2 separate regions of the Homo sapiens genome follow, and region 2 is linked to region 1. A link is an interaction called in ENCODE POLR2A ChIA-PET data of the cell type or tissue named here. Cell type or tissue: A673. All regions are shown on one strand. Each heading gives the region's core, and the rest is flanking DNA. Links, peaks and the distances in the headings are about the cores only. Region 1 overlaps ATP9A (ATPase phospholipid transporting 9A (putative)). Region 2 holds the start of LINC01429 (long intergenic non-protein coding RNA 1429).

Region 1 (15,789 bases), core at 3,170-11,169:
GAATGAGTTTTCAAAGACTTAGGCAGGCCAGTAGCCAAAAACTAAAACTAAAAAAACACAAAATAAAAACAGAAAAACCCACTACTTGATTGGTCCTTTCTTTGAAAGGTAGAGGTCAGTATGACAGTTTCTTCCATTGGTCAAAGCTCAAAGCTCGTTAGTGCTGGCTGACTCATTATGACTTGAACTTAAATAAGGGAGAGTCTTGAAAAATAATTTCTTGCTAATGTAAATTTAGTTAATAGAAGCAACAGAAACTGAACTCGATATCTGAGCATAGTAGACTAAGGATGCATAAAGATACATTTTCAGAGCTGGAGCAGAAATGAGAAATAGTCATCTACTCCAAGATCTTTATTTTGCAGAGGCCTGTGGGGGCTGGGGGCTGGGGACAGAGCGGGGACTGGAACCCCAGTTTTGAGCTCCAGCTTGATCTCTTCTTCGGGGTATAGCAGGTCAGCTAAGATGACATCCAGGGGTTCCAGAGAAAGAAAGGACTAGGGGTGGAGAGCTGCATACCTTTGCCTTGTGGCTTCTGCAGAGCTCTCTTGGTAAAAGGAATGGGAACTCAAGAGGAACGCCAGGTTTTTTTTTTTTTTTTTTTTTTTTTTTTTTTTTTTTTTGGAGACAGAGTCTCACTCAGTCACCCAGGCTAGAGTGCAGTGGCATGGTTTCAGCTTACTGTAGCCTCTGCCTCCCAGGCTGAATCAATCTTCCCATCTCAGCCTCTCCAGTAGCTGGGACTACAGGTGCTCCCCTAGAGCCTCCGCAGCAATGCAGCAATGGTGATCAAGCGACCTTGATCCTGTCTCAGTGAGACCCTCATCCCATGTCCACCCCTGATCTATAGAACTGTAAGAAAATCTATTTGTTTCATTTTAAAACAGATGCTGGCCGGTGCGGTGGCCCATGGCTGTAATCCCAGCACTTTGGGAGGGAGGTTGAAGCAGGTGGATCACTTGAGATCAGGAGTTTGAGACCAATTTGGCCAACATGGTGAAATCCCATCTCTATTAAAATTACAAAAATTAGGCAGATGTGATGGCAGGTGCCTGTAATCCCAGCTACTTGGGAGGCTGATGCAGGAGAATTGCTTGAACCCGGGAGGTGGAGGTTGCAATGAGCCGAGATCGCACCACTGCACTCCAGCCTAGGTGACAGAGTGAGACTCCATCACGAAAACAAAACAAAACAAAACAAACAAAAAAAAACAGATGCACAGTAATTTGGTACAGCAACAACAGGAAAGGAATACAGGAGGGCTTCCAACTTCAATGCCAAACAAGCTGTCACTTTATTCCCATCCAAGTCCAAAGGTACAGTGTCTACAAAAAATCAAGAAAGAAGAAAAGGAAGGCCCTCCCACTTTCCTCTCATAAAGCTTAATCTTTAGGGGGAGTAGGGGAGGCAGGTTTTAGGAGGGTGTTGACAGGGGCTGCAGGTAGGTGATAGGGAGAGGGGTACTTGGGAGGCATCACCTCCACTGGAAGTGTTTTTTATCTTTTTTTTTTTTTTTTTGAGATGGAGTTTCGCTCTTGTTGCCCAAACTGGAGTGCAATGGCGCGACCTCGGCTCACTGCAACCTCTGCCTCCTGGGTTCAAGTGATTCTCCTGCCTCAGCCTCCCTGGTAGCTGGGATTACAGGCGCCTGCCACCACGCCCAGCTTATTTTTTATTTTTTTTATTTTTATTTTTTTAGTAGAGATGGGGTTTCACTATGTTGGCCAGGCTGGTCTCGAACTCCTGACCTCAGGTGATCCACTCACCTCAGCCTCCCAAAGTGCTGAGATTACAGGTGTGAGCCACCGCGCCCGGCTCTATTATTATGTTTTTGAGACAGGGTCTTACTCTGTGTCCAGGTGGGAGTAGTGTGGCACCATTATGGCTCACTGTAGCCTCCACCTCCCAGATCGTGATCCTCCCACCTCAACCTCTTGAGTAACTGAGACGACACACATGCACCACCCCACCCTAATAATAATTTTTTTTTTGAGATACAGTCTCGCTCTGTTGTCCAGGCTGGAGTGGGGTGGTGCGATCTCTACTCACTGCAACTTCTACCTTCCAGGTTTAAGAGATTCGCCTCCCTCAGCCTCCTGAGTAGCTGGGATTACAGGCGCATGCCACCACCTCCGGCTAATTTTTGTATTTTTAGTAGAGACTGGATTTCACCATGTTGACCAGGCTAGTCTCGAACTCCTGACCTCAGGTGATCTGCCTGCCTCAGCCTCCCAAAGTTCTGGGATTACAGACATGAGCCACCACCCTAATAATTAAAAAATTTTTTTTTAGAAATGGGGTCTCCTTGTGTTACCTAGGCTTGTCTCAAACTCCTGGGCTCAAGTGATCCTCCTGCGTCAACCTCCCCAAGTGCTGGGATTAAAAGTGTGAGTCACAGCAGCTGGCCAATTGCTTACATTTAAAAGTTAGGCCGTCTCGGGGAGAAGTCTAAATTTCTGTTTTTTCTTGAGAAACTGGAAGCTCCATCCACCCTGGCCCTAGTCCCTGCAGGGCAGTAACTGCCACCTGTGTGTATAGTGGCAGCAGCCTCCTTTGGCTGGGGCTGGGCTCCTGCTTGCCACAGCCCCCACTCAGCCCTCTTTGCTATTTGTATCAACACTCTGGCCCCTGTCTTGGAGTTTGCAACCCTCATGCCTTTGACCTTAAGCTGAGTATGTCTGGCTGAGGCCATGAGAAGGTTCTGACTTGACACCCGTGCGATGACTCTTGGAAGGGAAGAGTGTGTGCTGTGGAACTTTACACCAGGCGGATCCAGGTGCCAGTCTGGCCTAGCTTTGCCACATGCCAGCGCTGTCACCTTGGGCAACTTCATTAACTGCTCTGAGCCTTGGTTTCCTCTTCTGTGTGGACCCGTGTTCTCCACCTCAGCACTATTGACATTTGGGGCCAGATCAGTCTCTGGTGTGGTATGTCCTGTGTGTTACGGGACGTTTTGTAGCATCCCTGGCCTCTGCCCACTGGATACCAGCATTACCTCCTTCCAGTTGTGACAAGTACAGATTCCCCCAGATGTTGGCGCGGGTCCCCTGGGGGACAGAATCACCCAGTTGAGAACCACTGAAGACACTCCCCCAGTGCAGTGTGTGAGGCTGAAAGGAGAGCCTGAAGGCGAAGGGCTGTGTCAGTCAGCATTCTCTTCCTTCTTTTTTTTATTGTTTAGCTTGTTGCAGATACTTCCAGGAGTGATCCGTAATTGTGCCAATTGCTCCTTTTTTCGGAGTGGGGGTGGTGTGGGGTGGGGACGGGGACAGAGTCTCGCTATGTCACCCAGGCTGGAGTGCAATGGCGTGATCTCAGCTCACTGCATCTCTGCCTCCTGGGTTCAAGCGATTCTCCTGCCTCAGCCTCCTGGGTAGCTGGGATTACAGGTGTCCGCCACCATGCCTGGGTAATTTTTGTATTTTTAGTAAAGACGGGGTTTCACCATATTGGCCAGGCTGGTCTCGAACTCCTGACCTCAGGTGATCCACCCACCTCGGCCTCCCAAAGTGCTGGGATTACAGGCCTGAGCCACTGCACCCAGTCACAATCACTCTTAATTCTGTGCCATCTCTTTCCGCCATGCCTCTGGTGTGCAGCCTGTTTTGAGCCTAGAAAAGATGAATTGTGCCTTATAGAGGGGCAGCTTTCAGTGTGGGAGCCCTCATAGACCCAGAGGAACAGACACTGTCATGGGCCAGCACAGAGCACTTGGCGTCCCTAAGGGCAGTGACTACTGTGATTCCCCTGTCTCTGAGCCCCCTTCTGCCTTTGTGTTCATAGCACAGCCTGTGAACCCAGATTCTCGGCTGGGCATCTGACCTTCGACCCTGTGTTATGTTTAGGTGGCCCTGGTACAGTGGACGGAAAGTGTGGGCTTAACCCTGGTGGGCCGAGACCAGTCTTCCATGCAGCTGAGGACCCCTGGCGACCAGATCCTGAACTTCACCATCCTACAGATCTTCCCTTTCACCTATGAAAGCAAACGTATGGGCATCATCGTGCGGGTGAGTCGTTTTTATTCATGGCTTAAAGTGCTTAAGTACCCCAGGTGTGCTGCGTGTGTCCCTGTGGGTTGACATTCTTTCTAACCCTCTTTACTGTGGTATCTGTCACCCAGACTAACAAGGGAATATAATTCCCTAAGCAGAAAGGAAATTAGTTCATTCATTGGACACACCCCGTAACTCTGATCCGCTTATGGTGTCCCTGGTTCTGGAGTGAAAGTTAAAGAGAACGTCCATTGGGGATTTCTTGGTAATACATCTCTCATTCTCTTTTGTTTAATATTGAACATGTATTTTTTTATTGAGGTGAAATTCACATAATATAATCATTTTAAAGTGAAAACTTCAGTGGCATTTAGTCCATTCACAGTGTTGCTCAGCCACCACTTCCCTCATGTTTCAAAACATTTTCATCAAAATGATGAAAAAAGAAACCTTGTGGCCGGGCACGTTAAAAAATTTTGCCAGTCTGAAGAGTCTGATTGGATTTGATATGTTGTTTTTCTACTGGCTCTTTTAAAAATTTTTAATTTTTAAATTCTTATTAAAAGAATGTATTTATAAGAGTCCTCCCACCTCAGCCTCCCGAGTAGCTAGGACTACAGGCTTGCAAAACCAGGGCTGACTCATTTTTTAATTTTTTATAGATACAGGGTTTCACTGTGCTGCCCAGGCTGGTCTCAAACTCCTGGCCTCAACCGATTCTCCTGCCTGGGACTCCCAAAGTGCTGGAATTACGGGTGTGAGCCACTGTGCCCATCCCTCTGTTTTCTCTTTTTACCCACGGAGATCACACTTTCCGTCGTGGGGAGGCTGGAAAATCTGGTGTTCATATGCCACTTGGTCTGGTTGTTCTGCAGTCTGCATGATTGTCTGATTTTTCCCAGGGAGCTTTGAAAATACCGATTCCTTGGTTCAGTCCCACACCTATGTTGGAGTGGGGTGGTTCCTCACATCATTTAGCTTCGTTGCAGAAAACTCTCCTTCAGATCTTAAGGATCTTTGGAATAAGGCTCTTTCATCTTTTCTGGACTTTTTTTTTTTTTTTTCCTTGACAAATGAGAATCCTCTCCACCCTGATCTACCCAAGTGTTTCATGCCTCATGGAGGAAAGAGATACTTGCACATGCATTTTTATAGCAGCACAATTTGCAATTGCAAAGATATGGAACCAGCCCAAATACTCATCAGTCAACAAGTGGATAAAGGAACTATGAGATATATATATATATATATATATATATATATATATATATATATATATATATATAAAATGATGAAATGCTACTTAGCCATGGAAAGGAATGAATTAATGGCATTCGCTGCAAACTGGATGGGATTGGGGACTATTATCTAAGTGAAATAACTCAGGAATGGAAAGCCAAATGTCGTATGTTCTCACTCATAAGAGGGAGCTAAGCTATGAGGAAGCAAAGGCTTAAGAATAATACAATGGACTTTGGCGAGTCAGGGGGCTGAAAGGGTGGGAGGACGGTGAGGGATAAAAGACTACAAGTTGGGTTCAGTGTATACTGCTCAGGTGATGGGTGCACGAAAATCTCATAAATCACTGTTAAAAAACTTACTCATATAACCAAACACCATGTGTTCCCCAAAAACCTTTGGAAATAAAAAAAAAAAAACAGAGTGCACAAGTAGAAGTAGAAATTGATAACATAGGTTGTTGGGCACATGGCCCTGCCCCCTGCCTGCTGGCGGAGAATTTTCAGCTAAGGCTTGGCTTGTGAACTTCTCCTTCAGCCTTACAGGTTCCTTGAATTCAGACCACCTCTTACAGCATCTCGTTCTTCTTCCGTAGCATTCATCACACTGAAATTCTTGATTTCCTGCGGGTTTGCTTGTCACCACCTGTCTTCTCCCTGTGGGTTAGAACAGGGGCCAGGATCCTTTTGGTCCTCCCGTGTCTCCTGTGCCTAGCTTTCCTGCCTGGCACACGGTAGACTCACAGTCAGTGCCGAAGTGAGCAGGATTCAACAGTGATAGCCAGTTGTCTTTTTTTTTTTTTTTTTTTTTTTAATGTTAGGGAAGTTATCAAATAAGATACTTAAAATAAACAACTCACAGCTTTTTCTCGCCCTCCTATCTTTGCACCACTCTTCTCCTTGATCATTTACCGTGTAGCTTTAGTGCCATGGGCAGCTCTGGGATAGTAGTAGAAATGGTAATAGCCACTAGCAGCAGCAGTAGTAAGAAGAATGACAGGAATGACAAGTAACATTTATTTATTTTTTGAGACACAGTTTCACTCTGTCACTCAGGCTGGAGTACAGCGGTGCCATCTCAGCTCACTGCAACCTCCACCTCCCAAGTTCAAGCAATTCTCTTGCCTCGGCCTCCCGAGTAGCTGGGATTACAGGCGTGCGCCACCATGCCCGGCTAATTTTTTGTATTATTAGTAGAGACGGGGTTTTGCCATGTTGGCGAGGCTTGTCTGGAACTCCTGACATCAAGCAATCCGCCCACCTTGGCCTCCCAAAGTGTTGGGATTACCCCGCCCAGGGGCTTATTGTGTGCCAGAGGCTGTTCTAAGTGATTTGCATGAAGTAACTCATTTAATACATAACCATGTGAGGTAGGTACCATTAGGACTGATGTTTGGCAGGGGAGAAAATTGAAGTGGAAGGAGGCTCAGAAACCGTTCAAGTTCACACAGCTGGAATTGAGGGGAGCTGGGAAACCTGTCCAAGTTCACACAGCTGGAATTAGTGGGGCTGGAACTCACTCCAGGCTGCCTGGCTTCCAGCTCCCAGCTCTCTACGCCAGGACTTGGGGGTTAGGGCTGGGGTGTGACGAGAGGGACATCGAAAAGCTCACAAAAGACCCACAGTAATGTTAGGGTGGGATATTAACTACGTATTGCTTCATAACAGATTGCCCCACATTTAGTGGCTTAAAACAGCAATATGGTAATCCCCACTTATCTGCAGGTTCAGTTACCCATGGTCAACTGCAGTCTAAAAATATGAAATGGAAAATTCCGGAAATAAGCAATTCATAAGTTTTAAGTTGTGTGCCATTGTGAGTAGTGTGACGAATTTCATGCCATCCCACTCCATCCTCCCGGACATGAATCATCTGTCTAGTGTACTCACGCCATCTACCTGCCTGCTTGCTAGTCACTCAGGAACCCTCAGATTGGCTGTTGTGGTATTGCCGTGCTTGCGTTCAAGCAAGTCTTATTTACTTTTATTACAGCATATTATGTGTTCTATTTTGTTATAAGTTATTGTTGTTAATTTCTTACTGTGCCTAATTCATAAATTAAACTTTATCATAGGTATGTATGTGTAGGAAAAAACATAGTGTATATGGGGTCAGTATTATTCATGGTCTTAGACATCCATTGGTGTCTTTCTTACAGGGAAATGCATTCCCTTACTCCAGAAAATGTATTTCCCTGGAGTAAGGAAGTTCCTCCTGTCCTCTCCCCTCCCCTCCCCTCCTCCCTCCCTCCCTCCCTTCCTCCTTCCTTCCTTTTTCCCTCCCTCCCTCCCTCCCTTCCTTCCTTCCTTCCTTCCTCCTCCCCTCCTCTGTTTCCTTCCTTTTCTCTTTTCTTTTCTCTTCTCTTTTTCCTTCCTTCCTTCCTTCCGTCCATCTTGCTCTGTTGCCTAGGGTGGAGTGCGGTGGCATAATCATGGCTCACTGCAGCCTCGACCTCCCAGGCTCAAGCAACCTTCCTGCCTCAGCCTCCCAAGTAGCTGGGACTACAGGTGCACACCACCATGCTCTGCTAATTCTTATCGTTTAGTGAAGATAGGGTCTCACCATATTGCCCAGGCTGATCTCAAACTCCTGGGCTCAAATGATCCTCCCATCTCGACCTCCCAAAGTGCTGGGATTACAGGCATGAGCCACCACACCTAACTGGGGGCTCTGTTTTCTATTTGCTATCTGATGGTTTTTGTGGCCAGGACAATTTCTGTGGCAGGCTTGGCTGGGTCCTCTGGCTCAGGGTCTCTCACAGCCTGGGCTCAAGGGGTCTAAGATTCTATGGTGGTAGGACCCACATACAGACGTCAGTGTTGTTGGCAGAGTTTGGCTCTGGGTGGGTTGTTGGACTGAGGGCCTTAGTTCTTTCCTGGCTGTTGGCCAGAGGCCACCCTCAGTGCCTTCCCACGAGGGCCTCCCTGTAGTCAGCTCCCCTGTCAGCTACCTGTTCAGAGTGAGCAGGTGAGAGTGAATGAGATGGCAGTCACAGTCTTCTGTCACCCACTGTCAGAGGTGACCTCCCCTCACGTCAGCCTCATGCTGTTATCAGAAGCAAGTCACTAGGCCCAGCTCCACTCCAGGGGGGTGGCTGACACACAGCATGAGTACCAGGAGGTGGGGGGCATTGCGAGCCACTTTGAAGACTTCCTGCCCAGGAGGAGATGGAGGTGGCACTGAGCACTTGTATTGAGGAACCAGAGACGCACACCATGAATATGCTTTGAAACATCACACGTTAGGGGATTTTTTTTTTTTTTGAGATGGAGTTTTGTTTTTGTTTCCCAGACTGGAGTGCAATGGCGTGATCTCAGCTCACTGCAACCTTCGCCTCCGGGGTCCAAGCGATTCTCCTACCCCAGCCTCCCGAGTAGCTGGGATTACAGGCATGTGCTACCATGCCCGGCTAATTTCGTATTTTTAGTAGAGATGGGGTTTCTCCATGTTGGCCAGGCTGGTCTCGAACTCCCGACCTCAGGTGATCCACCCACCTCGGCCTCCCAAAGTGCTGGGATACAGAAGTGAGCCGCCACGCTCGGCCCTATGTTAGGGGATTTTTATGTCCAGAGGCCAATAGGTTCTTTCAGACTCTGCAGGACCTGTGTCCTTGGCAACTCTTGGGTGGAGAGGGAGCTTTCTCTCCCACACAGCTGCTGCTTTTCCCACTGGTCCACACCTGGCTGGATCCCTGGCTTCTAAACCGTATCTTGAGTGTGCATCTGATGTCAAGAACATCTGTGGTCTGGAAGCAGCAGCATAGATCCTGTGGGTGGGGTGTTTCCTGGGGAATGAGTGTCATTATCTCCTATCGAATTACTTTAATTTTGTTCCAGTCTGAAGTTGTTCAAGACGTAGGGCTGTGGGCTCTGCTAGGGTCATTTGAGGGTTGACTTATCATTGAGCAGTCCCTAATGTCAGCCATCCTAGAAGAAGTGAATGGCATACGCCACTCTTCAGCTAGTTGTGAAGGACATGTTATATTTTTTTGAGATGTGGCTCGTGTGTCTTCCAGCAGGAAGAACAGGGACTCTGTGCTTAGAGTCTGTGATGCTGTCAGATGGGCAGATCTATTTTTGTTTTAACCTGGCATGCCCCCCTTCCCAGGTTATTAAAAAACATTCACAGTTAAGGCATTTAGAACAAAAAGTTACAGGTAAAGAGGGGGATCAAAACTGCCCTCCCTCTCTCTCTCCCTCCCTCCCTTTCTTCCTCCCTCCCTCCCTCTTTTCCTTCCTTCCTTCCTTTCTCCCTCCCTTCCTTCCCTCTTTCTGTCTCTCTCCCTCTCCCTCTTTCCCTTCTTCTGTCCTTTCTTTCTTTCTTTTTTTTGCCTCCCTCCCTTTTTTTCTTTTCTCTTCTTTTCTTTCTTTCTCAAGACAGAGTCTCACTCTGTTACCTAGGCTGGAGTGCAGTGGTATGAACATGGCTCATTGCAGCCTTGACCTGCTGGACTCAAGGGATCCTCCTGCCTCTGCCTCTTAAGTAGCTGGGACTACAGGTATGCACTGCCACACCCAGCTAAGTTTTAAATTTTTTGTAGAGCCAAAGTCTCTCTGTGTTGCACAGGCTGGTCTCAAACTTCTGGCCTCAAGCTGTCCTCCCGCTTCAACCTCCCTAAGTACTGGGATTACAGGCGTGAGCCACCGTGCCTGACCAGTTCATCTCCATTTTCACCCAACAAAAGACCTTTTACCTTTTCAAGGGATTTCCTTTCAGTCTCTTTTCTAAGCATATCCGAGTGTAAATATCCACACACATTTTTGTAAAATTATCACTGAACTCCATAGAAGGCTTCCTAAACTTCCTCCCTCATTGAACTATATGTATACGATGAGAATTTTTTCGTATTATTAAAATCTGATTTTAATGATTTTTAACGCATGTGCAGCGTTCTGTTGAAAGAATGTGCCACTATTTCATTCATTAACTTATTTTTTGGCTGCTTAGGCTGTTTCTCAATTTCAGTTTTTTTGTTTTGTTTTGTTTTTGTTTTTTGAGATGGAGTCTCACTCTGTCATCCAGGCTGGAGTGCAGTGGTGCAATCTCAGCTCACTGCAACCTCCGCCTCCTGGGTTCAAGTGATTCTCCTGCCTCAGCCTCCTGAGTAGCTGGGATTACAGGCACCTGCCACCACGCCTGGCTCATTTTTGCATTTTTTAGTAGAGACGGGGTTTCACCATGTTGGGCAGGCTGGTCTCGAACTCCTGACCTCAGGTGATCCACCAGCCTCGGCCCCCCAAAGTGCTGGAATTACAGGTGTGAGCCACTGCGCCTCGCTTTTTTCTTGGTTTTGACTACTAAAAATAGTGCTGTGAATGTCCATCTTGGTGAGGTTGTCTTTAATGAAATAAGTATTATTTTGCTATTTTTTTCTCATTTTCTGACCTCTTTATCTTTGGTTGGGTTGGTGGAACTGGGCCTCTGGGGCTTTTGGACTAGTTCTCCCCTTGGCACAAACCTCACCACACTCCTCTAATGTGATGGTTCTCATCCTGGGGGCATTCGAGAATGTCTGGCAACATTTGTGGTTGTCACAACCAGAGGCTGAGAGTGCTACTGGCATGTCATAGGTGGAGAGCAGGGATGCCGCTCAGCATCCTGCAATGCACAGGACAGCCCCCACCTGAGGAAGGGCCTGAGAAACCCTGTTATGATGTGTTCATATAACCCAAATGCTCTATGCAAATGACTGTCCAGTTATCTGATGTGAGGAAGTTTTAGTTCAGTTATAAAACTTCTCCTAGGCTTGGTACGGTGGCTCCTGCCTGTAATACTTTGGGAGGCCAAGGCAGGAGGATCACTTGAGCCAACGAGTTTCAGTCCAGCCTGGGCATCATTGCCAGACTCCACCTCTACTAAAAGCAAAAAAATTAGCTGGGCATGGTGGTGCACACCTGTAGTCCCAGCTACTGGGAAGGTTGAGGTCAGGAGGTCCAGGTTGAGGTCACTCGAGTCCAGGAGGTCGAGGCTGTAGTGAGTCGTGATTGTGCCATTGCGCTCTAGCCTGGGCAACACAGCAAGACCCTGTCTCAAAAAAATAAAGAAAAAGAAAAAAGAATAAGAAAAAAAAGAAAAATTCTCTTGACTTGGTTTAGTGACTGTGGACAGCCCCAGTTTGGGTCTCCCCTGTCTCTTTTTTAAACATGTGTGAGTGCACGCACAGTGCAAGATGGCACCTTCTTGCACCCACAAAGCAAGGCCATTTCCTTGTGTGAATGTCTGTCTCTTAAGAAATCAGGCAAGGTTGGAGAAGGACTCGTGTGATGTCTTTTTGCAGGAAGGTTGTGTCCCTGTTTTGTTTTTGTGGCGTACAAGATGTTCCAGTGCCTTCTCCCCCTTCCCACGTGGAGCCACGGGTTTGGATCGTGGCTGTAGATCATCGTAGCGCTGTCATTGCTGGACTAAAAGAGGCCTTTGAGCAGGTGCCAGATGCAGACCACGGTGGGAAAAGATGAGGCCCCCAAACAATGCCACACAGCCGGCCGATCTCTGTAAATTTATGGCGTAATCTTGCCATAATATGGGAACGAAATAAACTTGTGATGAACTCCGTGGGAGGAAGTGACTCATGGGAGGGGATCGTTGATGCGGTATTTATATTGGACAGAACTTCTGAACTCACTCAAGCCCTTTTCTTAGTGAGGAAGCTGGGCTGGGAGCATCATTTCCTACAGCCACATGTTGTTGAGCACCCTTTGGTTGTCGGGGGGAAGGAAAAAATAAAACCTCTGATTCTTTAATGTGCAGACCCCACAGCTCTCTTTGGCCTGCGTCAAGAGCAGGCATAGCCACAGTCTATCAGAGATAAAGTGTGCAGTTGAACGCTTTTAAACGTGGGTGCCTGTCTTGGCCTGGGGGTGCTCTTATGAGTCAGCATGTTGTTCTAAAAGATTGTTGGTGATTAAGGGGCATTTGAAAGTTATTCTAAAAGAGGAAACTCTACCACTAATCTGATTTTGGATATTTCTGTTCCATGAAAGGGCTGCATAGACAAAGTGGCCTCCAAAGGAGCCTGAAACCAAAGAACAAGGCAGGCAAATCCAGTTTGTCGTTAAAGGGTGTTTTATTGGGGGAAACTTACAGATAGAAGCGTGGTTTTTGGGGGAGCCGAACAGACAGAAGTGTAGTTTTGGGCGGCAGGAAAACAGGTGGATGTCCATACTGTTACTCCCTAGACCCAGGGCTTATACCACAGGGAAAGGGTCCGCGTGCCCCAGCAGGACAATTACGGGCACCTTCCAGGAGAGGCAAGAAAGCTGTATGTTTCATCACCTGTAATTTGTGCGATAACATCAAGGTTGACATGTTCTTATGTGAAGGACGGTGAATTAAGTAGGAATCGGGGGTGTTCATGGGACTGGGCTAATCAGAAGTCAGCATGGCGCATTTGCACCTGAGATGCAGTCACTTTTTTTTTAAGATGGAGTTTCGCTCTTGTTGCCCAGGTTGGAGAGCAATGGTGCAATCTCAGCTCATTGCAACCTCCGCCTCCCAGGTTTAAGTGATTCTCCAGCCTTGCCTCCTGAGTAGCTGGGATTACAGGCATGCACCACCACGCCCAGCTAATTTTGTAATTTTAGTAGAGACAGGGTCTCACCATGTTGGCTAGGCTGGTCTCGAACTCCTGACCTCAGGTGATCTACCTACCTGAGCCTCCCAAAGTGTTGGGACTACAGGCGTGAGCCACCACACCCAGCTTGAGATGCAGTCACTTTTGTCTCCACGGTTCCATATTCAATGAAGACTTTCCGGGCATTTATTCTGGGCTTCCTGGAGTAGCAAAATTTAGGCACAAGGTATTGATGGCCATGCTCAGTTTTCTTGCTTATCTTTACTGCCTCCCACCTCCCAGTGACGCGAATCATTGGGGGAAAATGGGGGAAGGATCTGTGGCTGCGCCGTCATTCCTCAGAGCTAGGACTTCTCAGTCTCAGCACTGTTGACTTTTAGGGCTGGAGGAGTTCCTGGTGGTGGTTGGGGGCGTCCTGTGTGATGTAGGAGGGTGAGCAGCACCCCTGGCCTCCACCCGTCAGATGCTAGTAGGACATTGCCTGCGTTGTGACACCTAGAGTGTCTCCAGACATTGCCACATGTCTCCTGGAGGGCCACATTGCCCTGTTGAGAGTACTGGGCTGAGCCTTGTTCTCTACGTACAGTATGGCTGGGGGACTTGGGAAATCACTCTCATCCCAGCAGCAGTTATACCACTGAGGGGTCCTTTCCATGTGTCAGTCTCTGTGCTACATGCTTGATTCCTGTTTTACAGATGAGAAAACTGAGGTTTAGGGAAGAGGAGTAGCTTGTCCAGCTGCACACAACTAGAAACTGGTACTTGGTCCAAGCATTTGATGCCTGTGCCATGGTGCTACCCACTACCCAGAAAATCTGGTTAGGGTGAACTGAAACTCTGGGTAATTGGATCTCTAGGCAAGTCCTTAGTTAGACTTAGGGATCTGGAATTATTCTCAGCTGAGACAGTCAGTTTGCCCCCAGGAGACATTTGCTAAAGTCTAGAGACATTCTGGTTGTCACCATGGAGGGTGTATGACTGGCATCTAGTGCGTAGGGGCCAGGGATGCTGCTCAACATTGTACAGTGCACAGGAGGGGCCCTGCAGAGCAAAGAGTTATCTGGCCCCAAATGTTCACAGTGACGAGGTTGAGACTCCCTGTTCTAGTCCTTATCTTCCCTATTCTTTCAGTGGACCACAGTTTGATGATATCTGCAGTCCCAAGTGTAAATCTAAAATCATAGCATGTGAGTCTATTCCAGTTGAAATAGTAATAACTTTCAAAACAAAGGTCTTAAATCCATTTGATCTTTCTTTCATCATTGAAAATCTTCCAAGTGCTTTGAGTTTTCCTTTTACTTTCTGTAGCCTTTGCCCCTAAATGAGGCCCCTTCTCGCTTTTCATCTTCAGCCAACTGAAAAAACATTGGTGTCTGTTAAGTGCACTTTGTACACTGTCTGTCATGGGAAGCGGGCTTTGCCGCTGAAAGAGGGTGTTCCTTTCAGTTTCTCATTCCTTCCGGCCTCCCTCTCTAGGATGAATCAACTGGAGAAATTACGTTTTACATGAAGGGAGCAGATGTGGTCATGGCTGGCATTGTGCAGTACAATGACTGGTTGGAGGAAGAGGTAAGTGTGATGCAGGAAGTTAAACCAGGCCTTGGAAGCATGTTCTGCAGAGGCAGCCCCTTGCATGGTAAGGTGGGTCTCTGTATTTGTTATCGGTGGCTGTGTAACAAACCACCCTGAAATGCAGCTGCTTAAAGCAGCACCCATTTAATATATAATGGTTTCTGTGGGTCAGGGATGCTGGTGTGGCTGAACTGCATCCTCTGCTTCAGGGCCTCCCACTGGCCGTAATTCAGATGTTGGCTGGGGCTGTGGTCTCATCTCAAGACTTGACCAGGGCAGGATCCATTTGTGAGCAAGCTCAGTTGTTGTGGGCTACATTCAGCTACTTTTGGACTGTTGAACTAAGGGTCTCAGGTTGTTGCCAACTGTTGGCCAGAGGCCGCCCTCTATTCCTTGCAGGTGGGCCTCTCCCATAGGGCCACTCACAGCCTGGCAACTAGCTTCAACAAAGAGAGCAGGTGATGGAACAGGAGAGGGCAAACAAGATGGAAGTCACTGTCTTTACTAACCTGATCTCAGATGTGACATCCCCTCACTCTTGCCCATTCTGTTTGTTAGGGACAAGTCACTAGGTCCAGCACACACTCAAAGGGTAGGCGATTATACCAGAATGTGAGTTCCAGGAGGGGCCACATCAGAGGCTGCACAACCCAGTTTGTGACGTGGACAGTTGGCCAGCAGCAGGAGGGAGGCAGTTTTCAGGCCATTTTTGTCCCATCTCTTAGCTCTAGGGGGAATTTACATTTTGCATAAGATTCTCAGTTTGAGGGTTGCAAACTCAAATGCCTACAGGGGCCTGGCAGTTAATGCAAATGAACAAACAGGTTGTGATTTTGAGCAGAGTTGCACTTTGCGTGTAAAACGTGCTGGAGTGTTCTTCACTTGACACCTCCACTTCCTGGGAACACGTGGAGGCCACTGCTCCTCAGCCATCATTGATTGTGGTTATTTGGGAAAATGCACCTGGTTTTGTCAGATGCTCAGTTTTTCCACCCATTCAGCAGTCCAGATTTGTGTGTGAGACCGCACAATGTTGACTTAAATTTGGAAACATACATGTGCTAGTTGAAGACGACCTGTGGGTGGGCTGTGTTTGGCTCACCGGCTGCCTCTCTGCAACTTCCCCTATAGAAAGCTTGCTCCAGGGAGGATTGCCGTAGGGGAAAGCAACTTTCTGATTTGCCATTTTCTCTGACCCTGTGGGAGGGGCACATCCACTTGGGCACTGGTCCTTCCCCAGTGAGGTCAGGAGCTCTCAGCACCGCTCCCACTCGACCGTGGTCTATTTTTCAGTGTGGCAACATGGCCCGAGAAGGGCTGCGGGTGCTCGTGGTGGCAAAGAAGTCTCTTGCAGAGGAGCAGTATCAGGACTTTGAAGTAAGTTGTTCTGGGACCTTTCCATTGCCTTTGCAGCCC
Region 2 (15,789 bases), core at 5,026-13,025, 220 kb before region 1:
CGGGCACGGTGGCTCACGCCTATAATCCCAGCACTTTGGGAGGCTGAGGCGGGCAGATCATTTGAAGTCAGGAGCTCAAGGCCAGCATGACCAACATGGTGAAACCCCGTCTCTACTAAAAATACAAAAAATTAGCCAGGAGCGATGGTACATGCCTGTAATCCCAGCTACATGGAGGCTAAGGCAGGAGAATCGCTTGAACCTGGGAGGCAGAGGTTGTAGTGAGCTGAGATGGCACCACTGCACTCCAGCCTGGGTGTTAGAGTGAGACTCTGTCTGAAAAAAAAGAGCAAAGGGAAGGGTGGTTGTAGACACTGCCAAGGAGGGAAAAGACGGCAGTTCATGCAAGGCTCTGAAGACCAGAGTGGGTGCTCCAGATTTTGTCCTAAAGGTTGGGGGTGAGGGTAGGGGGAGTTTGAGCAGAGGTTTGTGGGACTCTGTGTTTTTTTTTCTTTTTTTTTTTTTGAGACAAGGTCTTGTTTTGTCATCCAGGCTGGAGTGCAGTGGTGCACTCATGGCTCACTGCAGCCTCAACTTCCTGGGCTCAAGCAATCCTCCCACCTCAGCCTCCCAAGTAGCTGGGACTACTGGTGTGTACCACCAAACCCAGCTAATTTTTGTATTTTTTATAGAGACAGAGTTTTGCCATGTTGCCCAGCCTAGTCTCAGTCTCAAATTCCTGGTCTCAAGTTATCTGCCTGCCTTGGCCTCCAAAAGTTCTGGAATTATAGTCATGCACCACCGCGCCTGGCCCCCAAATTACTTTTTAAGGTATGATTTACATGCAGTAAGACTTACAGTTCCTTTTTTTTTTCTTTTTTTTTGAGATGGAGTCTTGCTCTGTGGCCCAGGCTGCAGCGTGCAACCTCCGCCTCCCAGGTTCAAGCAATTCTCCTGCCTCAGCCTCCCAAGTAGCTGGGACTACAGGCACGTACCACCATGCCCAGCTAATTTTTGTAGTTTTTTTTTTTTTTTAGTAAAGACAGGGTTTCATCATGTTGGCCAGGCTGCTCTTGAACTCCTGACCTCAGGTGATCCACCTACCTCGGCCTCTCAAAGTGCTGGGATTACTGCCCAGCCAAGACTTACAGCTCTTAAGTGAGTTCAGTAACTTTGGACACCTGTAATCACCACCCAAAACAAGATAAAAATCATTTCCATCACTCCAGAAGGCTCCCTCATGCTCCTTTTCAATCAATCCAGTCAAACCCCTGACCATCCCACTGGCTAGAAGCCATATTTTAACATATCACCCTTGAATCATTTTTTTCTAGAACCTCTTATAAATGCATTCATAAAGTTTACCCAGCTTCTTTTGCTCAGAGGAATGTCTATAAGATTTATTGACGTTGCTGCTTGCGTCAGTAATTCATTTCTTGTATGCTGAATAGTAGTTTTTTGGTTTTTTTTTCTTTTTGAGACAGAGTCTTGCTCTGTCGCCCAGGCTGGAGTGCAGTGGCGTGATCTCGGCTCACTGCAAGCTCCGCCTCCTGGGTTCACGCCATTCTCCTGCCTCAGCCTCCCGAGTAGCTGGGACTACAAGCGCCCCGCCACCATGCCCGGCTAATTTTTGTATTTTTAGTAGAGACAGGGTTTCACTGTGTTAGCCAGGATGGTCTCGATCTCCTGACCTCGTGATCCGCCCACCTCGGCCCCCCAAAGTGCTGGGATTACAGGCGTGAGCCACCGTGCCCGGCTGCTGAGTAGTATTTCATTGTATAAACATACTATAATTTGTTCATCTGTTCTCCTGTTGGTACATTATGGCATTTCGTTATTATGGGTACGTTATGGAGTGAGTCTACACACCTAGGCTATATGGTATGGCCTATTGCTCCTAGGCTACAAACACGTACATGTTATTGCCTTGAATGATGTGGACAATTGTAACACAATGGTATTTGTGTATCTCAACATATCTTTATTTTTTTTTTGAGATGGAGTCTCGCTCTTTCACCCAGGCTGGAGTGCAGTGGTGGAATTTCGGCTCACTGCAATCTCTGTCTTCCAGGTTCAAGCAATTCTCCTGCCTCAGCCTCCCGAGCAGCTGGGATTACAGGCGTGCATCACCACACTCGGCTAATTTTTTTATTTTTAGTAGAGATGGGGTTTCATCAAGTTGGCCAGGCTAGTCTTGAACTCCTGGCCTCAGGTGACTCACCCACATCAGCCTCCCAAAGTGCTGGGATTACAGGTATGAGCCACCGTGCTCGGCCCTTCTTTTGGTTTTAATTGAATTTCCCCAATGGCTAATGAGCTGAGCATCTTTTCATGCTGAGTTTTTGGGCTTGTTTGTTTTCTGGAAACAGGGTTTTGCTCTGTTGCCCAGGCTGGAGTGCAGTGGCACAATCATGGCTCACTGCAGCCTCCATCTCCTGGGCTCAAGCAATCCTCCCACCTCAGCCTTCCAAAGTACTGGGATTGGCCGGGTGTGGTGGCTCACGCCTGTAATCCCAGCACTTTGGGAGGCCGAGGCAGGCAGATCACTTGAGGTCAGTAGTTCAAGACCAGCCTGGCCAACATGGTAAAACCTCGCTTCTACTAAACATACAAAAAAAAGAAAAAATTAGCTGGGCGTGGTGGCACGCGCCTGTAGTCTCAGCTACTCACGAGGCTGAGGCAGGAAAATTGCTTGAACCTGGGAGGTGGAGGTTGTAGTGAGCCGAGATTTCACCACTGCACTCCAGCCTGGGCGACAGAACAAGACTCAGTCTCAAAACAACAGCAACGACAACAACAAGTTCTGAGATTACAGACATGAGCCACCACACCCAACCCGGAGCTTCATTTTTTCATAGATTTTACATGAGCTGTTGGCAGAGACCAAACTAGAAGGATTCAAAAGAAGAATAGGGGATCTCCAGGCTAGCAGGGGAGGTGGGGAGCAGAGATTAGAATGGGGATATATTTTGACATTATAGCTGTTGAGAATTCCAAAAAAATTGGCTATGGGCTGTGAGACAAAGAAAAGAATCAGAAGGTGTTCAGTTTTTGCCCTGAAACAGCTGGGGGACCCTGGTGAGAAGAGAAGCAGGTGTGGAGGGGACAATCCACTTTACTCTGGCAAGATGAGTTGTCTCTTAGGCACTGAAATGGTGATGTTGAGAAAATAAATTGGCAAGTCTGGACCTCAGAAAAGTGGTCACAGATGGGGCCTTCTACCTGTGGGATGGACAAGGTCCCCAGAGCAGTGGATGTCTACCTTGGCTGGACTTTGGAATCACCTGGGGAGCTTTAAAATACTTATGCCCAGGTCCCAGCTACGGGGTTTCTGATATAATTGATCTGTGGGCATGGCTCAGGCATCAGAACTGTTAGAAGTTTCCCTGCTGATTCTCAAGTACAACCAGGGTTGAGATCCTGTTGTGGGAGCCAGTGTAGATAAAGGAGAGAAGTTTGAGGGAGTCCCAAGCACTCTCTGTGTTGCCCGCGGGTCTGCGGGAGCCAGTGTAGATAAAGGGGAGGATTTTGAGGGAGTCCCGGGAACTCCGTGTTGCCCGCGGCTCTGCTTTGCAGCGTTGGCTCCATCTGCTGCATCGTATTCACTGCAGCTCAGCTTCCCAAGCAGCTCAGGTCAAGCTCATCAGTATCCATGGATTGGCGAATTCATTGACTCCGGAGAGTCACCCAGTTGTTGAATCGCAAAGTTTGAACTGACTTTTTTTCTTTGAGACGGAGTCTCGCTCTGTAACCCAGGCTGGAGTGTAGTGGCCAGTCTTGGCTCACTGCAATCTCCGCCTCCCAGGTTCAAGTGATTCTCCTGCCTCAGCCTCCCGAGTAGCTGGGATTACAGGTATGTACCACCACACCCGGCTAACTTCTGTATTTTCAGTAGAGATGCCATGTTGGTCAAGCTGGTCTTGAACTCCTGACCTCAGGTGATCCGCCTGCCTCGCCTCCCAAAGTGCTGGGATTATAGGTGGGAGCCACCGTGCCTGGCCTGAACTCATTTTAAAGGTCATTGAGCCTCTACGATACCCCACCAGGACTCACCAGGATGCCTATGGGGGACGTCACTGTGGCTCAGTTGAAGGGGCTGCGTGAGGACAAGTCAGAGAAGAGCCTTCCAGGTAGAGCCTGGGTGGAGAGCTGGAGACACAAGAGACCATTTGGAGCAGGGCATCTGCTGGGGGTGCAGAGCAACTCAGAGGCCCCTCTGAATGTTCTTTTCTGGGATAAGCCCTGCAGGGGATATTTATGCTATTCCTGGAGACATCATGGCCTTTCTTAGAAAAGGAAGCCTTTTTGCTCTTTCAATTTCTATTCTGTGGGTTGGTTTCCTAGGGATATTGCTCCTGGTGAGAAGACCTGCTCATGGACCTCCCCCAAACCTGGCCAGGACCTGTTCATAGAATCTTCCGCCACCCAGATCTGAGCTTGGAGCCCAGACCAGTACCTTCAGAAGTTGTTCGCATTGCTTTGAAAGAATGTAATGTCAGAAATGCTTAGAGAAAGAGTATACTTTTCTCTCCAAATACAATTTCTATAATTAGGCAAGGCGCAGTGGCTCATGCCTGTAATCCCAGCACTTTGGGAGGCGGGCGGATCACTTAAGGTCATGAGTTCGAGACCGGCCTGGCCAACATGGCGAAACCCCATCTCTACTAAAAACACAAGAATTAGCTTGGCGTGGCGGTGGGTGCCTGTAATCCCAGCTACTTGGGAGTCAGGAGAACCACTTGAGCCCAGGAGGCGGAAGTTGCAGTGAGCCAAGATCACACCACTACACTCTACCCTGGGTGACAGAGTGAGACTCCATCTGAAAAAAAAAAAAAAATTCAATAAATAGACTCTCATCATGGATCCATTGTACTTACACAAATTCAGCTACATACATGCATTAAGAAAAAAGAAAAATGGGCCGTGCGCGGTGGCTCACTCCTGTAATCCCAGCACTTTGGGAGGCCGAGGCAGGTGGATCACGAGGTCAGGAGATCGAGACCATCCTGGCTAACACGGTGAAACCCCGTCTCTACTAAAAATACAAAAATTAGCCGGGCGTGGAGGCGGGTGCCTGTAGTCCCAGCTACTCGGGAGGCTGAGGCAGGAGAATGGGGTGAACCCGGGAGGTGGAGCTTGCAGTGAGCCGAGATCGCGCTACTGCACTCCAGCCTGGGCAACAGAGCAAGACTCTGTCTCAAAAAAAAAAGAAAAAGAAAAATGGTGGTGGTGGAGATGATAAAACACACAATCATTTGGAGAACTTTCACCTTTTCAGAATGTATTTGGTAATGCAGTTTGGTCCTCCCAATAACTCTATGGAAGTCATTTATTTTTTCCCCCATTTCACTGAGGTTCAGAGGTTTTTTTCATTTCTGAGTCCAAGGTCTCAGACCCAGAAACAGTGACGTTCAGAGGCAACCCCAGGTCTTCTGACACTTCTGCCCAGGGACCTACTTCCGTCTTGCCAGAAAACCAGAGCATTTGCAATTCAAGCAAAGCCTAAAGACTCTCAATGCACCAGCCTGTCCTTCTGCAGCCCGGGAGTCATGCTCCCAGCAGAAGAGGCAGTGAGAAAGCGAGGGGCTCAGAAATGTACCCACTGGATGGATCAAGGCCATAGGAGCGTATGAAAGAATTTGCTGGTTCTCCCTCCATGGCCATCCCCACTTTTGTGTAGTAATAGATGTGGACACATGGCCAACCAGAACAAAGAGCTCAGCTCCCCTGTGCGGTCTCGTGACTAAATCCTAGGCTATGGGGAGAGCATTCCAGTGATGTGAGAGGCCTCGGAGGCACATCCTTCTGGGGCGTGCCTTCCCTTCATTGTCTCCCCTTTCTGCTGGCTGGATGGGGATGTGGAGGAGAGGACCCTTGGACCATGGGGATGGGAGCAACGTGCCAGGCATGGCAGCGCAATAGAGGTGGGTTCTACCAAAGGAGCTGCTCTACCCATCCTGGACTGCTTCTATCTGGATGTTGGTACGTGAGAAAGACATGGATTACTTTCTTTCTTTTCTTTTTTTTTTTTTTTTTTTTGAGATGGAGTTTTGCTCTTGTTGCCCAGGCTGGAGTGCAATGGCGTGATCTCAGCTCACCACAACCTCTGCCTCCCGAGTTCAATCGATTCTCCTACCTCAGCCTCCAGCTAATTTTGTATTTTTAGTAGAGACGGGGTTTCTCCATGTTGGTCAGGGGTCAGGCTGGTCTCAAACTCCCGACCTCAGGTGATCCGCCCACCTCAGCCTCCCAAAGTGCTGGGATTACAGGCATGAGCCACCGCCCCTGGCCAGGCCAAGATTTTTTAAATGGCAGCTCCCTGGAGGCTGAGGAAAAAGGGAGAGGGGAGCCACAGCTCATACTTAAAATGGTTCTCGCAATCGTACTGTAGCCGAAGGGAATTCTGAGTCACTTTCTCTGGTCTGTTCCTGCAGCCCCCAGCCCTGCTGCACCAGCCTCAGAAGGGAAGGCTGGAATTCCTTTCTGGGAGGGCTTTCCTTTGCAAACCCTGTGAATCTGAGGAGCCCTGTTTTCTCTGTAAATAGAGCAAGTGTCCCCACTGTGACCTAGCAACATCCTCCCAATGCACATGGTGTCTGACGCAAAATGGAGGAGAAGGAGTTGGCAGAAAGAAGGGAAGAAAAGGTGGGAAGAAGCCTAGAGAAGAATATTTAGGTTTGAAGAGTGTGATTTACTGTTACCTTGAACCCAAATTATTTTGTTTGTTTGTTTGTTTGTTTGGGGCATTTGCCAAATGTGTAGTCTCACCGTGTAACTGACTGTGTGGATGAAGCCATGTTCATCCACTGAGCTCTGAGCCATCAGGAGCCCTGGGAGGTGAGTGCGTCTCACATATCATCTTAAATCACCAGGGCTAGACCAGAAACTAAACACTTCCCCAGGTTTTCTCTCACTATTTCCTTCAGGATCAGATGCTGCCTACAGCCAGAGACCTAATGCTGTCTTTCCAGCTAAACTGGGATCTCCATGAAGTCGGGATATATCTTATTTGTTTTTATAATCTCAACAATCTGGCATAGAGTACCAGGCAAAGAAGGAATGAATGAGTGAGTGTGTAGATAAATGGACAGATGGAGGGATAGATGGAGGGATGGATGGAAGGATGGGTGGGTGGGTGGGTGGATGCATAGATGGATGGATGGATGGATGGATAAATGTTGGAAGGAAGGAAAGAAAAGAAGGAAGAATGGACAGATAGGTGAATAAATGATAGAAGGAAGGAAGAAAGGAAGGGTGAAGGAATGGATGGATAGGTGGGTGGATGGATGGATAGATAGAGGGATGGTGAATACGTGGATGGACAGATGAATGCATGGATGATAGACAATAATAGTGAATAGTTTTGAGCTCTTATTATGTTCCAGGCAATTTACACAGATAATTTCATTTAATTTTCCTCCATGACTTTCAACATATGCAAAATAAACTTCAGGAAGGTGAAATCACGTACCTGAAATGGCACGAAAGTCGATTAGACTCCTGAGTGAGTGTTCTAAACTATTATACCCTAATGCTGAATAAATGAATGAATACATGAAGAAATGACTTATCTGTATATAAATTTTGCTCCAAGGATATACAAAAGCTAGGCCAGGCATGGCATGGTGGCTCATGCCTGTAATCCCAGCACTTTGGGAGGCCAAGGCAGGTGGATCACATGAAGTCAGGAGTTCGAGACCAGCCTGACCAACATGATGAAACCCTGTTTCTACTAAAAATACAAAATTAGCAGGGCGTGGTGGTGCATTCCTGTAATCCCAGCTACTTGGGAGGCTAAGACAGGAGAATCACTTGAACTCGGGAGGTGGAGGTTGCAGTGAGCCAAGATCATGCCATTGTACTCCAGCCTGGGCAACAGAGCAAGACTGTCTCCAAAAAAAAAAAAAAAAAAAGTTAATTCTGCTCACTTCTCTCTAAAGTGACAGGCCAAGGTTTAAGAAAATCTGTATATTTGGATTTTCTGCCAGTTATAAGTGAATATTATGTGGTGAAGTGGCACATTCACAGGGGAAGGACACTTCCAGAAGGCTAATTCTGAGAAGATTCTGGGCTTTTCCCACTCACCCAACCTGATAATTAATAGGAGCCAGGAAGAAGCCCCTGAATTTCTAAGTGCCGATTCCCGCTGTACCAGCACTCCAAACATCTGAAGGAAAAACAGTTTGTTAATTGCTGTCTAGACAGTTTATTGCGGCAATAAGATCAAAACCAAGAATCCTGAGGTTTGTGGTATGAATCATGCAGACTAAACAATTGTTTTATTGCATTTACAGAGAACTTGATTTATAACTGCACTGGGTAATAAAATTCCTTCATGGTTTATCCGAAATAATTTTGCTTCTTTTACACCACTCTGTGATAATCCCACCTCTCTGGGCTGTTAAAATGTGTTCTCTGTGACATCCAAACAGTTTCTTATCAGGTATCTTGCTGTCATCAAGTAACACATGAGGGCCAGGGTTCAATCCATCCTGGCAGAGCCCTGGTGGAGGGTGGTGGCCTGGCTGGGGTGGCCTTTGTAACCCTGCTGTCATGGCTGCATCTGCTCAAACCAACAGGCGAGTAAGAGTAGGCAGCTCCTGGGCTGGGCAGCCTGTCTGCTTTGTTGGCAAAGGCCTGGTGTGATGGCTTCCTCTTTACGCCACTGACTGGATTTTGGATGAATTGGACAAAGCTGGCCAGTTCTTTGGTGCCTCTGAGACCCCAGGACCAACATCTTTCTTGTGTGCAAACATACCTGTACACTGACAGCCTGTGGAATAGAGAAGGAAGGAACAAGCCCACATGCATACACGCATCACTTCCCTCCATCCCTGCAGCTGTCCAGGGAAATGGGGCTGCCCAACACAAAACATCGGGAAAAGCTCAGGAAGTCTAAGCTCAGGCTTGCTTAAGGCCAAATGTCAGGAAGTCTCAGTTCTTCAGGCTCCAAGTCCAGTGCTCTTTGGCACCAGAAGTGACTTAAAAGATCAGCATCAGATAAATTGCAGTATCTCTCCTAAACGAGATCTGCCTGTTTTGCTCTTCCCTTTTCACCCCTGCACTGGCTGCAGCAAACTCCATGATGAAGGGCAGCAAACTCCCAACCCCTGGAATCAAACGTGAAATTTAAAAATTGACATGAAGCTGGGCGCGGTGGCTCACGCCTGTAATCCCAGCACTTTGGGAGGCCGAGGCGGGCAGATCACCTAAGGTCGGGAGTTCGAGACCAGCCTGACCAACATGGAGAAACCCTGTCTCTACTAAAAATACAAAATTAGCTGGGCGTGGTGGCGCACGCCTGTAATCCCAGCTACTCGGGAGGCTGAGGCAGGAAAATCGCTTGAACCCGGGAGGCGGAGGTTGTGGTGAGCCGAGATTGCACCACTGCACTCCAGCCTGGGCAACAAGTGTGAAACTCTGTCTCAAAAAAAAGAAAAAAGAAAAAAAATTGACATGAAATTCACATAACATAAAATTAACCATTTTAAAGTGACCAATTCAGGAGCAGTTGGTATATTCACAGTATTGCGTTATCACCACCTCTGTCCAGCACCGAAACATTTTCATCACCCCAAGTGGAAACCGTGTAGCCAGTAGGCAGTCGCTCCCCAGTTCTACCCTAGCCCCCAGGACCTGGCAACCGCCAATCGGCATCTCGCCATGGCCTTACCTATTCTGGTTAAAGTGAACAGATTCAGATTCCTATTTCTTATCAACAAAATCAAATGTGGCTTTTTGTGTCTGGCTTCTTTTACTTACTGTAATGTTTTCAAGGCTCATCCACATTGTAGCACGTATCAGTATCTCATTCCATTTTATGGCTGAATAATTGTCTGTGGTACAACAGAACTTATACAGTACTTCATCTCATTTCTGCACTCACCAGTTGATGGACATTTGGGATATTTACACCTTTTGGCTATTGTGTATAGTGCTACTCTGAACACGTATGTACGTGTATTTGAATGCCTGTTTTCTTATTTTTTGTTTTTTTGTTTTGTTTTGTTTTGTTTTGTTTTGTTTTTTTGAGATGGAGTCTTGCTGTATCACCCAGGCTGGAGTGCAGTAGCATGATCTCGATCTCGGCTCACTATAACCACTGCCTCCTGGGTTCAAGTGATTCTCCTGCCTCAGCCTCCTGAGTAGCTGGGACTAGAGGTGCGTACCACCAAGCCAGGCTAATTTTTGTATTTTTAGTACAGACGGGGTTTCACCGTGTTCGCCAGGATGATCTCAATCTTCTGACCTCGTGATCCACCTGCCTTGACCTCCCAAAGTGCTGGGATTATAGGCATGAGCCACCGCGCCTGGCCTGTTTGTTTGTTTTTGAGATGGAGTCTCACTGTCGCACAGGCAAGAGTGCAGTGGAGCAATCTTGGCTCACTGCAACCTCCGCCTCCCGGGTTCAATCTATTCTCCTGCCTCAGCCTCCTGAGTAGCTGGGATTACAGGCGTGTGCCATCATGCCTGGCTAATTTTTGTAGTTTTAGTAGAGATGGGGTTTTGCCATGTTGGCCAGACTGGTCTCGAACTCCTGACCTCAGGTAATCCAACCACCTTGGCCTCCCAAAGTGCTGGGATTACAGGCATGAGCCACCATACCCAACCTGGGTTTTTGTGTTCTGTTTGGTTTTGTTGATAATAACCATCCTAGTGGATGTGAAATGATGCCTTGTGATTTTGAAGTGCATTCTCTAGTGACTAATGATGCTGAGCATCTTGTCATGTGCTTTCTGGCCTTTTGTACATCTTCTTTGGAAGAAAATATCTATTCAAGTCCTTTGCCCATATTTTGACTGAGTTGTTTGTCTTGTTGTTGCTTTGCAAGAATGCCTTACAAATTTTAGATCCCAGGCTGGGAGTGGTGGCTCACACCTGTAATCCCAGCACTTTGGGAGGCCGAAGTGGTTGGATCACCTGAGATCAGGAGTTCAAGACCAGCCTGGCCAACATAGTGAAACACCATCTCTACTAAAAACACAAAAATTAGCCAGGCGTGGTGGCTACAAAAAAAATTTAGATCCCAGACCCTTATCAGATTTATGATTGATTTGCGAATATTTTCTCCCATTCTGTGAGTTGTCTTTTTCCTTCCTTGATAATGTCCTTTGATGTACAAAAGTTTTTAAATTTAATGAAGTCCCGGCCGGGTGTGGTGGCTCACTTCTGTAATCCCAGCACTTTGGGAGGCCAAGGTGGGACAATCACTTGAGGTCAGGAGTTTGAGACCACCCTGGCCAACATGGTGAAACCGGGTGTGGTGGTGCACAGCTGTATTCTCAGCTACTTGGGAGGCTGAGGCAGGAGAATTGCTTGAACCTGGGGAACAGAGGTTGTAGTGAGCCGAGACAGCAGTAAGACTCTGCCTCAAAAAAAAAAAAGAAAAGAAATTAATGAAGTCCAATTTATTTCCTTTTGTTCCTTGTGCTTTATTTTTTATTTTGTTGCTCATGTTTTGTGTGTTCATATCTAAGAACCCATTGCCAATTCCAAGTTCATGGAAATTTCCTCCTGTGTTTTCTCCTAAGAGTGTTATGGCTTTAGCTCTTCTGTTTAGGTTATTGATTCATTTCAAATTAATTTTTGCATATGGTGTGAGGGAAAAGTCCACTTTCATTCTTTTACTTATGGATTTCCAATCGTTGCAGCACAAATACTAAATTTGGTGAATACTCTTCCGGTCTGATTTTCTAGGACACCTCTGAGGCATAGTTGAAGAACATTTCCTCTAGTGCTTTAGGATTCAAAATCTCATTCTTCCCCATTACTGCTCTGAGACCCTCATGGACCACTTCGCCACTCAGAGCCTTTGTGGCCTTAGCTATAAAAAGGGAGTTATACTGATAGCATATTCCTCCTGAGGTTTCTTTGAGCACCCAATAAGAATTGGTGCAAAGTGCTTGATATCTAAGTTAGACAATGGTAGATAATTATTACTCATCCTACCACTGTCATCAAGATGAGGCAACTCTGTCTGAGGATGGCAAGAAACCATTCCCATTCTGGGATATGAAAACGATAATATCAGCAGCAGTGCTGTCACAATGTTCCTGACAGAACAGCAGCTTATAGAGGACAGTGAGGGTTTCCTGCTTCTGGACATGTGCTACACCCAGTACACACGCTGGCTTATTTAAATTCATTACCATAAGCCTCAGAGTGTGTTTGGGAGCCTTTGTTTGGGGAGTCATCAAAGTTATAGAGAACATCAGATGGGAATCTAAAATCAAGCCAGGCACAGTGGCTCATGTCTGTAATCCCAGCACTTTGGGAGGCCAAGGCGGGTGGATCACTTCAGGTCAGGAGTTCAAGATCAGCCCGACCAACATGGTGAAACCCTGTCTCTACTAAAAATACAAAAAATTAGCTGAGCGTGGTGGCATGCACCTGTAATCCCAGTTACTCAGGAGGCTGAGGCAGGATAATCACTTGAACCCAGGAGGCAGAGGTTGCAGTGAGCTGAGATTGTGCCACTGCACTCCAGCTTGGGTGACAGAGCGAAACTCTGTCTCAAAAAAAAAAAAAGAAAGCAGGCGAGAAGAGAGTTCGTCTGGATTAAGTCTTTTCAAGGCATTGAAAAAAAAAGGTGTGGGGGGGCAGTGGAGCAGCATTGCATTCCACAATAACACATTTATTCTATCTTCAGGTGTCACTTTCCCTCCAAAGCCTTCCCTTTTCACCACTGCAGTTGATCCATCCAGACCCTTGCAGACCCCACCCCCACTGGCTGCCTCATTCTCTCCAAAGCACTTATCCTTGTCTAATACAATGTAGATTTTGTTCATTTGTTCACACCCACCCCACTTTCACTAGAGTTCAGATGGTTTGGCGACAGAGATTTTTTTTTACCACTCTGTACATAGCACCCATGCATTTCTGGAGGTAATGTCACGTGTTACAGCCACTCTGGAAAACTGTCAGTTTGTTAAAAAAAAAAAAACTAAACATGCAGTACCACATGACCCAGCAGTTGCGCTCCGGGGCACTTATCACAGAGAAATAAAAACTGTGTTCAGCTGGGAGCAGTGGCTCACGCCTGTAATCCCAGCACTTTGGGAGGCTGAGATGGGCGGATCACCTGAGGTCAGGAATTTGAGACCAGCCTGGCCAACATGGTGAAACCCCGTCTCTACTAAAAATACAAAAATTAGCCAGGCATAGTGGCAGGTGCCTGTAATCCCAACTACTCGGGAGGCTGAGGCAGGAGAATCACTTGAACCCGGGAGGCAGAGGTTGCAGTGAGCCGAGATCGCACCGCTGCACTCCAGCCTGGGTGACAGAATGAGACCCTGTCTCAAAAAAAAAAAAAAAAAAAAAATCTCCGGGCATGGTGGCACACACCTATAGCCCCAGCTACTCAGGAGGCTGAGGTGGGAGGATTGATTGAGCTCAGGAGTCGGAGGCTGTAGTGAGCCCAGATAGTGCCACTGTACTGCCGTCTGAGTGACAGAGCGAGACCCTATCTCAAAAAATAAATAAATACAGAGAAAAAGCTGATCTCAAAAGATTATATACTATATGACTCCATTTATGTAACATTCTTGAAATGACGAAACTATAGAAATGTAGAACAGATTAGTGGTTGCCAGGAATGAAGGAGGGGTTAGGCCTGGAGGGAAGTGGGTGTGGCTATAAAAGTATAACATGAGGAATCTTTATGATAATGGAAATGTTCTGTATCTTGAATATATCAATGTCAACATCCTGGTTATGATACTGTACTAAAGTTTTGTAAGAGGTTTCCATTAGGAGAACTGGGTAAAGTTTACACAGTATCTATTATTTCTTAAAAGTACACATGAGGCCGGGCACGGCGAGGTGGCTCACACCTGTAAGCCCAGCACTTTGTGAGGCTGAGGCGGGTGGATCACGAGGTCAGGAGATCAAGACCATCCTGGCTAACACGGTGAAACCCCGTCTCTACTAAAAGTACAAAAAATTAGCCAGGCGTGGTGGCGGGCGCCTGTAGTCCCAGCTACTCGGGAGGCTGAGGCAGGAGAATGGCGTGAACCCGGGAGGCAGAGCTTGCAGTGAGCTGAGGTCACACCACTGCACTCCAGCCTGGGCGATAGAGCGAGACTCCGTCTCAAAAAAAAAAAAAAAAAAAAAGAAGAAGAAAAACAAAAAAAAATGTGAATCTTCGCTTCAAAATAAAAAGTAAAAAAAAAAAAAAAAAAAACCCTACATACCTATATATGACATTGAAGTACATGAAACTGTCATGTTTATATGTCAAAAATGGTCTCATATTGGTACTTTCACATGGCTCAACCTAATATTTTTTCCTACTCAGTTGGTAGCATCCAAAACAGTCTGGCAGCTTGTGTTTTTCTTTCTTTTTTTGAGACAAAGTTTCACTCTTCACTCTTGTCTCCCAGGCTAGAGTGCAATGGCATGATCTTGGCTCACTGCAACCTCTGCCTTCCGGATTCAAGCTATTCTCCTGCCTCAGCCTCCCAAGTAGCTGGGATTACAGGCATGTGCCACCACGCCCGGGTTATTTTTATATTTTTAGTAGAGACGGGGTTTCACCACGTTGGTCAGGCTGGTCTCAAACTCCTGACCTCAAGGTGATCCAACCACCTCAGCCTCCCATGCTGGGATTACAGGCGTGAGCCACCGCACCTGGCCCCAGCTTGTGTTTTTAATTTCAGTCTATCTCTCACAGAATGTCAGTTCAAACACAGCTGCCTCCAGCTGCAGAAATACAATGCCATATCATAGATGACCATAACTTATTTTGACAGCTTCCTCTAATGGACATTTGGGTTGTTTCTATTACTTAGCTTTTACATACAATGTTGCAATGTATTTCCTTATACGTACATCACTTATCATATATTCCTGAGTGGGGGTCTATAGGATAAATTTCCAGTAGAATAATTGTTAGGTCAAAGAGTATGTACATCTCAGTCAGGCATGGTGGTTCATGCTTGTAATCCCAGCACTTTGAGACGCCAAGGCAGGTGGATCCCTTGAGAGTTCAAGACCAGCCTGGCCAACATGGCGAAACCCCGTCTCTCATAAAAATACACACACACACAAAAAATTAGCTGGGCATGGTGGCGCGCGCCTGTAGCCCCAGCTACTCTGGAGCCTGAGGCATGAGAATCACTTGAACCCAGGAGGTGAAGGTTGCAGTGAGCTGATCGTGCCACTGCACTCCAGCCTGGGCGATAGAGCGAGACCCTGTCTCAAAAGAAAAAAAAAAAGGAACGTGTATAGTTTCTATTTTAGTTTATGTTTCCAAATACTCCCAAGGAGACTAAAGCATTTTTAACTCCCACCCTCTTGGCAGTGTATGTCAGAGCCTGATTCCCCACACCCTGCAAAGACGGCATTATCAAAAGGTTGGATATCTGTTGATCTGATAAGGAAAAAAAAGATATACTAATTATATTTGCATTTTTCTTATAATGCCTGAGGTCAAGAATCTTTTCTTATACATGCCTGCTAGCTTCCTCTACAGTATTCATTTGCAATCTTCTAAAGGGGTTTTGTTTTATATTTCTTCCTATCATGTAGCTCAGTAAAGTATTTGCATACAGTGGAAGATTAAGAAATATTCAGATTACTAGACACACCTGGACACAGTCCCCACCTCTCAGCCATCTTCAGAGCCCCACCTCCACCTCCTCAGGCTACAATGGACAGAATGAAGTAGAGAAATCAGAAATGCGCTTTGAGATAAATAGTGAATGAAACCAGACAACAAGTGGGATCACGTCCACCACAAAACCAAGCATGACTTTGCCTACACTTTCAGGGATATTTTTACAGGGTGCTGCAGTACTAGATCCAAGGACGCAAGAGCTTTGCAAGAACCAAAGAAAAATATCAAATCCT

Evidence for each region. Peaks named below come from ENCODE experiments on the same cell type or tissue, not always from the same donor. Only the 100,000 strongest peaks of a DNase experiment are listed, where the experiment ranks them.
Region 2: POLR2A ChIA-PET joins it to region 1 with 11 read pairs; 2 of 35 experiments call an interaction of 5 or more read pairs at or near these places.

What each region holds. Positions count from the first base shown.
Region 1 is chr20:51,627,561-51,643,349 of GRCh38, reverse strand. ATP9A (ATPase phospholipid transporting 9A (putative)) reads left to right here. Exons shown (of 28, transcript NM_006045.3): 15 at 3,846-4,007; 16 at 14,278-14,370; 17 at 15,667-15,750. Among named protein-coding and RNA genes, the nearest start is that of NFATC2, 93 kb to the right of the region's middle. RefSeq lists enhancers at 3,786-4,080, 11,277-12,476. In A673, for the core only: CTCF peaks have their summits at 3,943 and 7,183; DNase peaks (open chromatin) are centred at 3,929, 6,999, 7,499 and 8,999; H3K27ac peaks cover 5,929 bases.
Region 2 is chr20:51,852,900-51,868,688 of GRCh38, reverse strand. It overlaps LINC01429 (long intergenic non-protein coding RNA 1429), which reads left to right and starts at 5,776. Exons shown (of 3, transcript NR_110016.1): 1 at 5,776-5,864. RefSeq lists an enhancer at 5,721-6,287. In A673, for the core only: no CTCF peak of the experiment used is centred there; a DNase peak (open chromatin) is centred at 8,188.